Regions from separate parts of the Homo sapiens genome. Here region 2 is linked to region 1. Evidence: chromatin loops called from intact Hi-C (ENCODE). Cell type or tissue: IMR-90. All regions are shown on one strand. Each heading gives the region's core, and the rest is flanking DNA. Links, peaks and the distances in the headings are about the cores only. Region 1 has its middle 25 kb from the start of SNX13. Region 2 has its middle 150 kb from the start of LINC02889.

Region 1 (6,504 bases), core at 2,683-5,182:
GCAGCCTTGCAGCCTTCTTCAAATTCCTCATGCCACAGAACCTGCAGTGTAATGACACTAGTTAAGTCCAGGCCTTTTCGGGAAAAGCAAGGGAAGATACTGCCGAAAGGTCGCAGGCTCATTGCAGACGATCTGAAGGCTGGAGCTGTGCTGAAAGTTTTCTTCTCTAGCCATCTATAATACATAAAGAAGCTGCTCATCGATAAGCTGAAGGGTGTCAGCTTCATTAAGATGAAATTCGAGGACATCAAGGATTGGTCCAACCTAGTAATGCCACGAGAATAATGGGGATTTTTGCCAAACCTGACCATGCTAACATGACATATCCAAAGACTCAGCTTTAGCACTCACTGCCTTTATTATTGATTTGTGACAATCTCTGCGACCCTGGGAACCTGGGGACAATTCTGAGATCTCCAGCTGGGGAAGGCTGCAGCAAAGTGTTACTCACTTTGAAAGGATGTGTGGATGCCTGGGAGCCCAAAGTGCTACAGGCGGGTATGGGTGCACATTTCCAAGTGCCCATTATCGATAATCTGAAAACGAAACAGTGCCAAATTACCTGCCCCCTGACACCCAGGTCTGTGTGGCTGACAACTGAAGCCTTTATGCTCAGGCTCAGATGTCTAATAAAGCCAGTGACCATGGCTGGGTGTAGGATTGGCGATTCCTGAAGTTTCACAAGTATGAAGAAAAGCAAGGTCTAGAAACTGGAGCCAGTAAAGGTTTGCTGCCTGTTATTGAGGTTCAGAGTTATGACTTGGACTGGACAGAGGCACCAGCAGCTGTAATGGTTGGTGGCGTGACCTACGGCATGATCCTGGAATCTCTGTAGTTTGCCGAGAGCCCTGCGGGCAAGAGGCTGCTGATCCCTGTTGCACCTGGAGTGGACAGCCTCAACTCAGCCATGGCTGCACGCATCCTGTTTTTTGAAGGGAAAAGACAACTGCGGGTGAGGGCGGAACACTTGAGCAGGGACAGGAGTTACCACGGAGAGGGGACAGAAAAGTGAGTTCTGCTGAGGACATCTCCAGCTCCCCCTATGCTGGCACATCGTTAGGAGGCTGGCAGAGTCGGAAACTGTGGCCTCTCAGTTGGTGACTGTGGCCTCCATGTTCAGGAGGCAACAGGTAAGCATGATACCATCATATGGTTATAGGAAAAATCAGAATTTCCATAAATTTCTGCTATTCCTCAGAAATAACAGGTCAAAATCCTTCCTGAGAACCCCCATCTCTTCACTGATTTTGAGGTTATATCTTATTCTTTTCCTTGGTGACAATACAAATAGGGGATCCACATGGCTCTGTATGTGTGTTTTTAAAAATTGTCCACTGAGAAGCATTTCGTGCCCAGAAAGCTCCTGAAAGCATCATCTCGGGCAGGGAGGAATTTGCTCCACCAGCTGGTGGGTGTTTTGCAATCATCGAGCACTGGTTATAGGTCATGGCCAAGTCACTCACATGTGATCATTGGTCAATGGTAAATAAAATAAAGTGTAGAACCAGCAGATTACATTGAAAAGTTTTATTTGTGTGATCAAAAAAATAAATAAAATAAAACAGGAATGTAGGGAAATCCTTTCTAACTATGACTCAAAATCTAGAAGCATTAAGAGAAAATATTTTACTTTGCAGCTCTTATTGCCAAAGGGATTTTTATCCAGTGGAAGGCTGACTTCACCAGAGCAAGAAAAATCAGCCAGAGGCATCTGGGATGAATCTTGCAGCTACAGGACCAGCACCCAGACCATCTGTGAGATTTGGGCAAAACTGTGCTCATCAAGTGCAGCCTACCTCTACCCTCACAGTGTTGCCCACTTCATTCAACTGGGATTTTTTTCTCTATTAGTACTCCACCAAAATTAGAGCCTCTAGTCTGTTTCTCCAATACCCAGAGGCCCTGCATAGAATTTACTACCATTTTCCTACCAAAGGCCACATCCTATTCCGGAATTCCCCATACTATTAGTCGTTAACTAAGGACCTGCTTTAAAATAATAACTCAGAACCAGAATGCCATCAAATTGACTTCCTCTGGTACTTACACTTCCTTGTACATATTTATACCCTGATATGACATGGACCCCTTGCATTACCTGTCATCTCTAATAATTACTGCACAATTGGTTCTTCTCAAATAATGACTCCTGTTAGGACCAAGACCAGGGCTTCTTTCAACTTTGCATTTTGGACTACTAGCTTGGTTTCCTCAGTTTTTTACCTGCAGTGAAGTCACTCTTCTCAGTGATGCTTTTCCCACACTATCCTGCCTTTCCTTTCCTGTGTCCAGTCCCTATTGCTAGAATTAGCTAGCTTTCTTTAATCACCAAATTGCCTTTTATTATGCTGTGGCAGACATTATAGCGCTCACTTATATCTGTTCTTTCTTTCTGGAAACGTATTGCATAAAACTTCCCTGTCCACCTTTTAGTTAGGTGATATTGTCTTAGGTCAAGTTTCCCAGATCCAATCTGTAAGACAAGAATGTATATGCAAGTGATATATTAAGGAAATATTCTCAAGGAAGACTGTAAGGAAGTGATAGAAGCAAGACAGAGAATGAAATAAAGCCAAGCAAGGCAAAAGTCCCACACATGGTAGGCTTTAGGAAGATCCTACAAGAGAATTTTGGAGGGAAAACAATTTCTCAGAGTTATCCCAACCTGAAGCAAGGGAGCTGAGCTAATATTCCTGTACAAAACAGTCTCTAATCAACAGCCACAGACAGGCACGGTGGCTCACGCCTATAATCCCAGCACTTTGGGAGGCTGAGGCAGTCAAATCACTTGAGCCCAAAAGTTCGAGACCAGCTTGGGCAACATAGTGAGAGTCCATCTCTACAAAAAATTAGCCAAGCATAATGGTTCTCACCTGTAGTCCCAGCTCCTTGGGAGGCTGAAATCACTTGAGCCTGGGAAGTCAAAGCTGCAGTGAGCTGTGAACACACCACTGCACTCAGCCTGGGCGACACAGTAACACCTTGTCTCAAAAAAAAAAAAAAAATCAACAGCCACTTCAAAGTATGCACCAGGCATTTCTGGCTCTTGATGCAAAGGGGCTCCAGTAACCCAAATGGAAGCTATTGAAGAAGAGTCACAGGTGCTGGCCATTGAACACATGCCAATCAGGGATTTAAGCCAATGACAGACATTATCTGTTTCAGGTCTCAAGTGAGTAGTTCTCTGGCCAATGATTTTTGAATGGAAATTATTGTCACAGTGAATTTCACTTTCCGTGTGCACTCCTCCAGCAATTTTTTCTCCTTCCTTGTGTCAATCTAGAAGTCTATCTGCTTTAGAAAATGCAGCACCATAAGGTGGTAGAGTCTGGTCAGATTGCATCTTTGAGTTATGGAGGCAGAGCCTTCTTCTGACCTATGTTAGACATTTCTATTAAGTGAGGAATAAACTTAGTATGTGTTTGTTATTATAGCACATCCTCTCCTATCCTGACTAATACATATCCCATATATGCATTTTTCATTCAAAAATATTTGCTGAGCAAATATCATGTGCTAGATATTATGCTAGAGAATATAAAGACAAAAAAGAAATGTTCCTTTTCCTCAGAAAGCCCCTTATCATAATAGAGTCTAGTTAGTGCCATGATAGAGATATGTGGTGGGACCCAGAATGCTTTGTGAACAATGAGTAGGAGACTCTAAAAGAGACAGCAAGGCCAGGCAAGTCTCCTTAGAGATTCCACATGAGTCACATTATAAAGCATGAGTTAAAATTAGCTAGAAAAATAAAGGGGCTGGGAAAGGAAGGTCAACAGAAGCAGCCAGAACATGAGATGCAAAGTTCTGATTTGTGAAGGACAGGATACACTGATGACTCACTAATATATAACAATATACAAAGTAGTATTTTGATATTTTATTTGTTGTAGCTTGGCCTGTCAGATTGAACCACAGACTAGTTAATTGACAGGAAGTAATTTCAAATGATGAGCTAGTTCATGACCTAAAGCAAATTATTATTTTACTTCTCTGTGTCCTGTTTACCTATTCTGAAAGATGAAAGTACTGACCTGCTTCATAGAGATGTTGTTTAATTACTCTTCAAAGTTGCTTTGAAAATATCAAGGCCTTCTCAAACATAAAGTACTAGTACAATTTCCTTAGGAGCTGTGCTAACAGAAGAAAATGTAGGTTTAAATCTTTAGACTGGAATAAATCTAAAGAAGAAAATAATTATTGATTCCTTTCCACTAGTATTAGAGCAATTTCTACTGATACGTCTTTAATGATCTCAGGATAAAAAAAAAATGGTAAAGGTATGATTATTCCATGACAAGAATAGGAAAATTTTTAAAGTTACCACCCCTGGGCCGGACGTGGGCTCACGCCTGCTATGCTAGCACTTTGGAAGGTCAAGGTGGGCAGATCGCTTAAGCTCAGGAGTTCGAGACCAACCTGGACAAGCAAAACCCCATTTCAACAAAAAATTAAAAAAATTAGCTGAGTGTGGTGGCGCATGCCTTTAGTTCAGGTTACTTGGGGGACTGAGGTGGGAGGATCACTTGAGCCCAGGAGGTCGAGGCTGCAGTGAGCCGAGATCCTGCCACTGCACTCCAGCCCGGGTGACAAAGTGAGACCCTGTCTCAAGAAAGAGAAAAAAGTTACCATCACTGGAAGGGGCTTCCAGGGAAAAAGTACTCAGATGACCCATTTTACCCTTTTAAATTTAAATACAGATGATCATGATAACTAACATCTAATGAGCAAAATAATATGTTCTAGAATGGTTCTATGTGTTTTTCCATGTATAATCTTTGGAAATTATCTAGGCAACTTTATCTCTAGATAGTAAAAAACCTAGATAGGTTTATTATTATCTCTGTCTTGCAGACAAGGAAATGCAGGCACAGAGAGTTTAGCAATGTGCCCAGGGCCACTCATTATATTCCACGGTACTCATGATATTCCTGAGTACTTGTGTGGCTCTGAGAAACTCTGTTTCTCTGTGTCTTTTTAAAACATCCACAATTTTCCTTTAGGGCTCACGGGAAGAACAGTACCTTTAAGGTATTTCTATACTCGTGGTAAAATTTCTGCTTATATGACCAGATTAATAAAAGCCGTTATCTTAGAAGGCAAACTGTATAGAAAAGTTCATCTGAATTCAGCTTTTCCCTGACCACTTTTATTGACATTACTCAGTTGACCCGTCTGTTTCCCAATTTAGCTTCCCTCAAGATTGTGGGAAATTTCTGATTTTTCTCAGGAACAATTGTGGATATGACTTTTTTGTGCACCACTGTTTCTGAAACTTCTGCCCACATTTAATGCCACTTCCTTATTAGGAATTATAATTATTAATGTCACTGTCTTACTATTGTCCCTAATTTGTCTCTAGAATTGAGACAAAACTAGAAAGCCTGCCATAGTTTCATTTCACTTACCAGACCAGTCCCTGGCTTTCTTCTTTGCCCATGCTGGTATATGACATTGAGCAATAATACACACTAAAATAATCCCCCATATTTTCTGTTTTTTAAATACCAATAATATGCACCTTCCTGTAGCGTATTTTTAGTGTTCTCAAATGTATTGAAGTATGGAAATCATCTGTGATCTACATACTGAACAAACAATATTAGTATTGCTTAATGTTTCCCTTCATAGACTTTTTTCTGAGGCCCCCATTCAGACTACAGCATTAAAGAAAAGCTAATGTCAATCAAAATTCAAGTGAATTATAACTAGCAGTGTGTGAGCAGTATAATCGATTAGATCAATCTGAAAAGATACAATTATGAAAGCAGAATTGTGTCTGCTTCTCTAGTGGGCATGTCTAATTATTTTTATTTGCATGGAATATTAGTCAGACATTTAATAATTAAATATAGATTCACTTATAGAACAGCAATGCAAACAATAGCTAATATTTATTGACCACTTACTATGTGCCCAGCAGCGTGCTAAGCATTCAGTTTGCATGATTATCATCTAATACCTCCCAAACTCTATAACCTATATCATATATATATATATACATATATAAATAGTCCATATGCTAGTTGATACGCTGATTGATAGATGGCAGAACATATTCCCATTATATAGACTGAACAGATGTTTCATTGATATGGTTTTATGAGGGCTATGAAAATTTATCTCGTCGCCCTACATTAACATGCAGTTTTCGCACTTATCACCTATTTCATGTAGAAAATATCTTTTGTTCTCTAAGGGTTAGATCATTTATTCCAGCGAGTTCTATCAGGAAAATTAGCCTGACATTTAGCAGTCTTTAGCAAGAGTCAAAATTTACCAGAATGAACCGTAAGGAGAGATTAGAGGAGGAAAGGATTGTACCTGGGGCTTAGGATCTTTATCAGTTCAAACAACAGCCAACAAAAAGACAGTATTAGGTTGGAAGAGGCATAATTGGGAGTACAAAAGAAGGAAAAAGAAAAAAAGAGTCACAACTTTGGATTAGAATCATAATATTGGCTAAAGGCAGATATAATTTCCATTTCACACAAAGGGAAATTA
Region 2 (6,504 bases), core at 1,514-4,013, 260 kb before region 1:
ATAGCAATAATAACCTGATTGAAAATGGGCAAAGGACATAAATAGACATTTTTCCAAAGGAGGCATACAAATGGCCAATAGGTATATGAAAAGGTACTCAATATTTCTAATCAATAGGGAAATGCAAATCAAAACTACAATGAAATATTACCACATACCTGTTAGGACAGGTATTGTCAAAAATTCAAAAGATAAGGTCCAGCTCAGTGGTTCGCAACTGTAATCCCAGCACTTCTGGGAGGCCAAGGCAGGAGGGTCACTTGAGGCCAGAGTTCAAGACCAGCTTGATCAACATAGTAAGACCCCGTCTCCATGGAAAAAATATATATATATATTAGCCAGGCACGGTGGCATGTGGCATATGTCTGTAGTCTCAGCTACTCAGGAGGCTGAACCCAGGAGTTCAACGCTACAGTGAGCTATGTTTGTACCACTGCACTTTAGCCTGGGTGACAAAAAAAAAAAAATTAAAAGACAATGTTGGCAAGGATGTAGAAAAATGGAAACCCTTAGACATTATTTGTGGGAATGAGAAAATGAGAGTTGATACAACCACTATGGAAAACAGTATGGAGGGTCCTCAAAAAATTAAAATTAAAACTACCATATGATCCAGCAATCCCACTTCTGGGTGCATATCAAAGGAAATAAAATTGCTCTTTCCAAAAGATATCTGCATTCCCATGTTCATTGCAGCATTATTCACAGTAGTCAAAATATGACATCAACCTATGTGTCCATTGCTAGATGAACGGATAAAGAAAATATGGCATGTATAAACACATACACACACACACACACACACACGTACAATGGAATATTATTATTAGACTTAAATAAGAAGGAAATTCTGTCATTTGAGACAACACGGATGAACCTGGAGGATGTTATGCTAAATGAAATAAGCCGGGTACACAAGGACAAATACTGCATGATCTCATTTACAGGTGAAATGTTAAAAAGTCAAACTCATAGAAACAGAAGTAGAGTGGTGGTTGGCAGGGATGGAGGGCTGGGGAAAATCGGAAGATGTTGGTTAAAGGGTACAAACTTTCCGTTATAAGTTGAATAATTCCTGCAGAGACCTAGTGTACAGTATGGTGACTATACTTAATAATAATGTATTATATATTTGCTATTTGCTAAGAGAATAGACGTTAAGTGTTCTCACCACAAAGATAACTATGTGAGGTGATGGATATGTTAATTAGCTTGATTGTGGTAATCATTCCACAATGTGTACCTGTATCAAAACATCACATTGTATACGGTAAATATATACAATTTTATTTGTTAATTATACCTCAATAAAGCTGCCAAAAATAAAAATAAAATACAATAAATGATAAGAAATAGTATACTTTACTAAAAGTAAATGAAAGAAAACACAAGGTAGAGCATGTAATAAGAGTGAATACTTATTGAGCACTTACGGTGTGCTAATTTGTGTGTGTGTGCGTAAAATTTCACTTCATCCTCATAACAACCTATGAAGCTAAAAACAAAAAGTTAATTATGCCCAAGCTCATACAGCTGAAAAGAAGCAGAACTGGAATGACCCATCCACCTGGCTTCAAACCTCACGGTGCTATTGCCTCTCATAGGTACCCATTTCTCTCCGGCAGCCAGTTCATTGAAATAGGAAAAAGGTCACAATAAACTAAGTATCCGTTTCTGCTTAAGACCTGTCTATTTTGCAGCTAACACACTCAACTCTTTTATTTGGAGCACAATTTAAATCTATAAAATATCTTAAAGCTGGGAAATGTCACAGTTCAAAACGTGTGTTGAATGAAAGGAGAAAAAGCACTCATCCAACATTGCTTCTGCTGATTTGCAGTTTACAAGTACAGCCTGCTGCACTAAACAATGTGCTGTGGATAACTAAGCATCTTGTGTTCCAACCTGATAAGATGTAGATGAAAATGAATGAGAGGCATGTGAATAAGAAAAGTCCACAGGGCCTTGTAGTAATATATTACCTGACACATGGAACATCTAATAAACATTTGCTGAATGGAAAAAGGAGCCCGAGGAATGGGACAACAGACATGAGTTGTTAGAAGTATTGAAGTATTGATAGCATTATTTATGTATTAAGGAGAGTCCTGCTTGGACAGCAATAATTCCTATTGGCAATACTTTGTATTGATGTTATAGTTTCATTAAATGCAAACACTATTTATATAACTAATAAATCAAAACCTATAGTTTAACACGAAAAAATGATGAGTGAGAAAGCCCTTCATATTCAATGTTGCTCACAATGCCAGTCTGTCAGGAAGATAGAAACGTTATGGAAGCAGCTTCTGCCTTTAAGAAATTACATCCTGTCACATTCTGTAGCAATAACAGGCTGCACTGAGATGCAAGAGACAAGGACTCTGAACCAGGTGCTTTGCTAATTTCTGAACTTCTCTGGACCTCTGGTTTCTCATCCACAAAAATGAGGGGCAGTATCTCTGAAACAAACTGACAATCTACATCGATTTTCCTGCCTTCTTCTTTACGGTCAATTTCCTACTGTCATGAAGCATTCATTACTGAGGGAAAAAACATAGTTGAAGTTGTTTAACTACACCAGTTTGTGAAACACATTGAGATTTTAGAAACCTAAAAAATATTAAATTGCTGGGGATAGAGGAAGAGAGAGAAGATTGTGATTATTAGAATGCCGGGAATGTTCTTGTTCTTTTAGGATGAAAATTGAGTATCTCTAGAAGGTTCTGTGAACCTGTGGTAGAAACTGGTGGTTCACAAAATTTAGGTTTCGACTGGAGTGCAGTTTTTATTACAGACAGGCAGCACTTAAATTGAGGGGACTTTTTCAAGCTGGTCCTTTTGGAGTTTGCTCACAAGAGGGCAGTGCTGTTTAACAGTTGCAGCCTTCAAGTGGGCAAGGAGAAGAAGGCTGGCTGGCTACCCAATTGTTCTAGCTCCACACAGGTAAAGCTAAAGAATTTTGTTTGGTACACGACCACAGTATAGGGAAATCTTAGCAAAAGGTACTTTTTGTCTTCTCAGAAGATAGAGTAATCCTGGCTTAAAAAATAGACAAAAATTTCGTTTCAACCCTGGAAATGATGACAAATGATGTTGGTTAGTGACAAGATGAAGTTGGGTTAACAAAATCCTTTTGCTGATCGAATGCATTTTGCACTTTATAGGAACATTTGAAAACTGTGAAATTCACCAGACACACGTAATGCTTAGTACACAATACCCCTGGGACATGAAAGTATCTTCAGGGTATAGCCGAGATGTATTTTATGGAAGCAATTTTTAAAATTTAATTTATTATATAGAGATGGGGTCTTGCTATGTTGCTCAAGCTGGTCTCAAATTTCTGGCATCAAGCAATCCTCCCGCCTTGGCCTCTCAACATGCTGGGATCACAGGCATGAGGCACTGCACCCAGCCTGGAAGCAACTTATACCTTATAACAGTCTATCTGGATAACATGAAAGTTACTAATCAAATTTAGGAGTTACAATGACTAATCTGAAAAATAAGATATTTTCCAAAATGATCTGGAAATGAATGCTTTGTGTACCTCTCTTAATTTGTACTAGCACGATTGTCTCATTGATAACACTACAAAGATGTATATGCATACTCTACCTCCTCTAAAGAGATTAAACTCAATTTTAGAAGTGTAAGTTCAAGTTTTGAGGAGTTACAAAAAAATTATCTACGAGGGGTTACTGTTCCCACTAAATTCTTCATGCCATAAAAGGCATCTTTTCTGTTAAGCCATATTTGAGAGTGACTTCCTAAGGACTATTTCAATCAAATTGAAAGTTCATTCTTGGACAAAATAAAATGTGCTCACAAGCAATGAACAATCCAAATATTAAATTAAGAAAACAACTCCATTTACAATAGCATCAAAAAATTCTTAGTATTTAACAAAGGAACTATATAGGCTTACACACTGAAAACTACAAAACACCAATGAAAGAAACTGAAGAAGACCTATTTATTATAGGAAAATATCTCAAATTTATGGATTGGAAGATACTGCTAAGATCTTCCAAATTTGTTAAGATGGTAATACTTAAATTGATTTACAGATTCAACACAGTTCCTATCAAAATCTTAGCTGGCTTTTTTTTTTGGATATTGACAACCTAATTCTAAGATTTATATGGAAATGCAAAAAACACAGAATAGCCAAAACAATCTTGATAAAGAAGAACCAAGTTGGAGATTTTGCACTTCCTGATTTTAAAATGTACTCCAAAGCTATAGTAATTAATACTATGTGGTACTGGTATAAGTGTAGACGTATAGACCAATAGAATAGAAGTGAAAGTCCAGAAATAAATTCACACATTTATGGTCAGTTGATTCTTGACAAGGATGCTAAGACAAGGAATAAGAATGTTAATGGTGCTGAGATGATATTCACAAGCAAATGAATGCATTTGGATCTTTACTTCACATCATATACAAAAATTAACTCAAAATGAATCAAAATGTAAAACCCAAATTTAAGAGGTAAAACTCCAAAACTCTTACAAGAAAATATAGGTGTAAATGTTTGTGACTTTGAATTAGGCAATTTATTTTTTAAATGACACCCAAATCACAAGCAACAAGAGGGAAAAATACATAAAGTGGACTTCATCAAAATTTAAAGGTTTTGGAAGCAAAGCTAACAAATGCTTGGGGATTTTTACAAAAGTATTAATGTGTGTATTTGTGTGTGTTCCTTATAAATGTAATTTTGTTTGGTGGCGTCTTTTTTTAGTATTTTTATATGACTACTCTGTAATAGTTACTTTAAAAAATTTAATCCACTGAAGTTTTTATTAAGTAGGCAACACCTAGAGACAAGTAGCCATGAAAAAATTAAACAGCAAAAATCCCAGTGCGGCAGCAAGCAGACAGTCTCGAATTTCAGCTCTCTTGTCAGGAGGACATTTGTTAGTGATAGACTAGAAAACAACCACAGCAGAAAGGATTTCTGGAAGATGCCCAATCAAGAGGTATCTTTTTTTTTTTTTTTTGTCTGAAGGCTGAGATTTATAAAATTTTCACCCACCAGAATTTTGAACCAGCAATTTTGCAGATGTCCTTCACTGAGTGCCCTGGCATTGGGAAAGCCCCTCTTCTTACAGTTCCCTTGTTTATAGCTTTGCAAAGTAACAGTGATCAACACAAACAGCCAGGGCAGGTGAAATCTAGCCAATAATGCCTTCCTAATGAAAACTAAAAGGTCTTGTTTGTATTTCAACATCTCTAGTTACTGCAAACCAGACCTCGAGTCTTCCCCAGTGAAAGAGGTTGTTGACCTGGTAGTGAAGGAAGCACAGAAGCAAATCAGAAGACAATGTAGAATCAAGTAAGAGTTGAAAAGAAATTAGTCTACAGCAAGACAGAATCCCTCTCTTAGTCTCTATTCCAACTGGATTTTTAAAGTATATTTTTCTTCAAGTATAAGATACATAAAGTACATAAATTATAAGGGTACAGATTGAGGAATTTTCTCAAATCAAATACTCCCCTATGACCACTATATTGATCCAGATATAGACCATATCCAGTACTCCAGAAGCCTCTGTCATGGCTCATCTCAGGCATTAGTTCTCCATAGGCAGCCACAAGTCCAGTTTCTATCTTCATCAGCCAGTTTTACCTTCCTTCAAACTTGAAATAGTCACACACGACACACTCTTTTGTGTCTGCCTAAGATTCCTTCATGTTCACTGTGGCAAGTGTAGTCATTGTATGAAAATATCACGATGAATGTCTTCATACTCCTAATGAAGAATATTTACTCATCTCAGAAGAGCCAAAGGTACTAGAGCTGACCTAGACTTTCTATTAAAATAAAAGCAGTGTTCCTCTAGAATGACAGAGCAGCCCTGATTTAGCAAGCTTTCACATCCAGGGTTGGTACATTTAAAAAGCATTTCTTTCATTTTTAGTTTCCAGAGATTTCAAATGTATTGGATCAAGTCATTCTTAATATATTTTTTCTCACTTTAATGCCTATGGAATGTGCAGTAATATACTTTCTTCAGCCCAGAAATTGGTGAATTTTACTAGTTTTATCTTAAACAACTTTTGACCTTGTTGATTTTCTCTATTATATGTCGGTTTTCACTTTCACTAATGACTGCTCTTATCTTTAATGTTTTTTCTTGATTAATTTTGTGTCTTCTCCTAACTTTTGAGATAGATACCTCAGTCACTGGTTTTCAGCCTTTCTTCTTTCTGATACTGTTTCCTAAATAACTTTTTCATCTTTAAACCCATCCTTCTGTACTCTGTAATGCTGGGACTTCTACTAAGCAAACTGCATTTCCCCTTTACGGGTAGGGACTCTGCAAATAGGAGATGCTTGAGGGAGATGGCAGGCCTGGAGGTGGAAGGACAGAGTCACTCTTGTGTTACCTTTCTGTTCTGTCAGCATGGCCCCAGCAACAGCCTTTCATCCCTGTGGTGCCTATTGTTCTGGTCTCCAACTCCTCTTCAGTCCTCCCAGCCCAGCCTCAT

The links. Peaks named below come from ENCODE experiments on the same cell type or tissue, not always from the same donor. Only the 100,000 strongest peaks of a DNase experiment are listed, where the experiment ranks them.
Region 2: a loop joins it to region 1, with 2.5 times the contacts of the local background. A loop is called at or near these places in 4 of 110 quality-filtered maps.

Annotation. Positions count from the first base shown.
Region 1 is chr7:17,962,043-17,968,546 of GRCh38, forward strand. It overlaps the pseudogene MRM3P2. Among named protein-coding and RNA genes, the nearest start is that of SNX13, 25 kb to the left of the region's middle. In IMR-90, for the core only: no CTCF peak of the experiment used is centred there; a DNase peak (open chromatin) is centred at 3,749.
Region 2 is chr7:17,704,077-17,710,580 of GRCh38, forward strand. No RefSeq gene overlaps it. Among named protein-coding and RNA genes, the nearest start is that of LINC02889, 150 kb to the left of the region's middle. RefSeq lists an enhancer at 2,929-2,978. In IMR-90, for the core only: a CTCF peak has its summit at 2,865 (motif pointing right); a DNase peak (open chromatin) is centred at 2,865.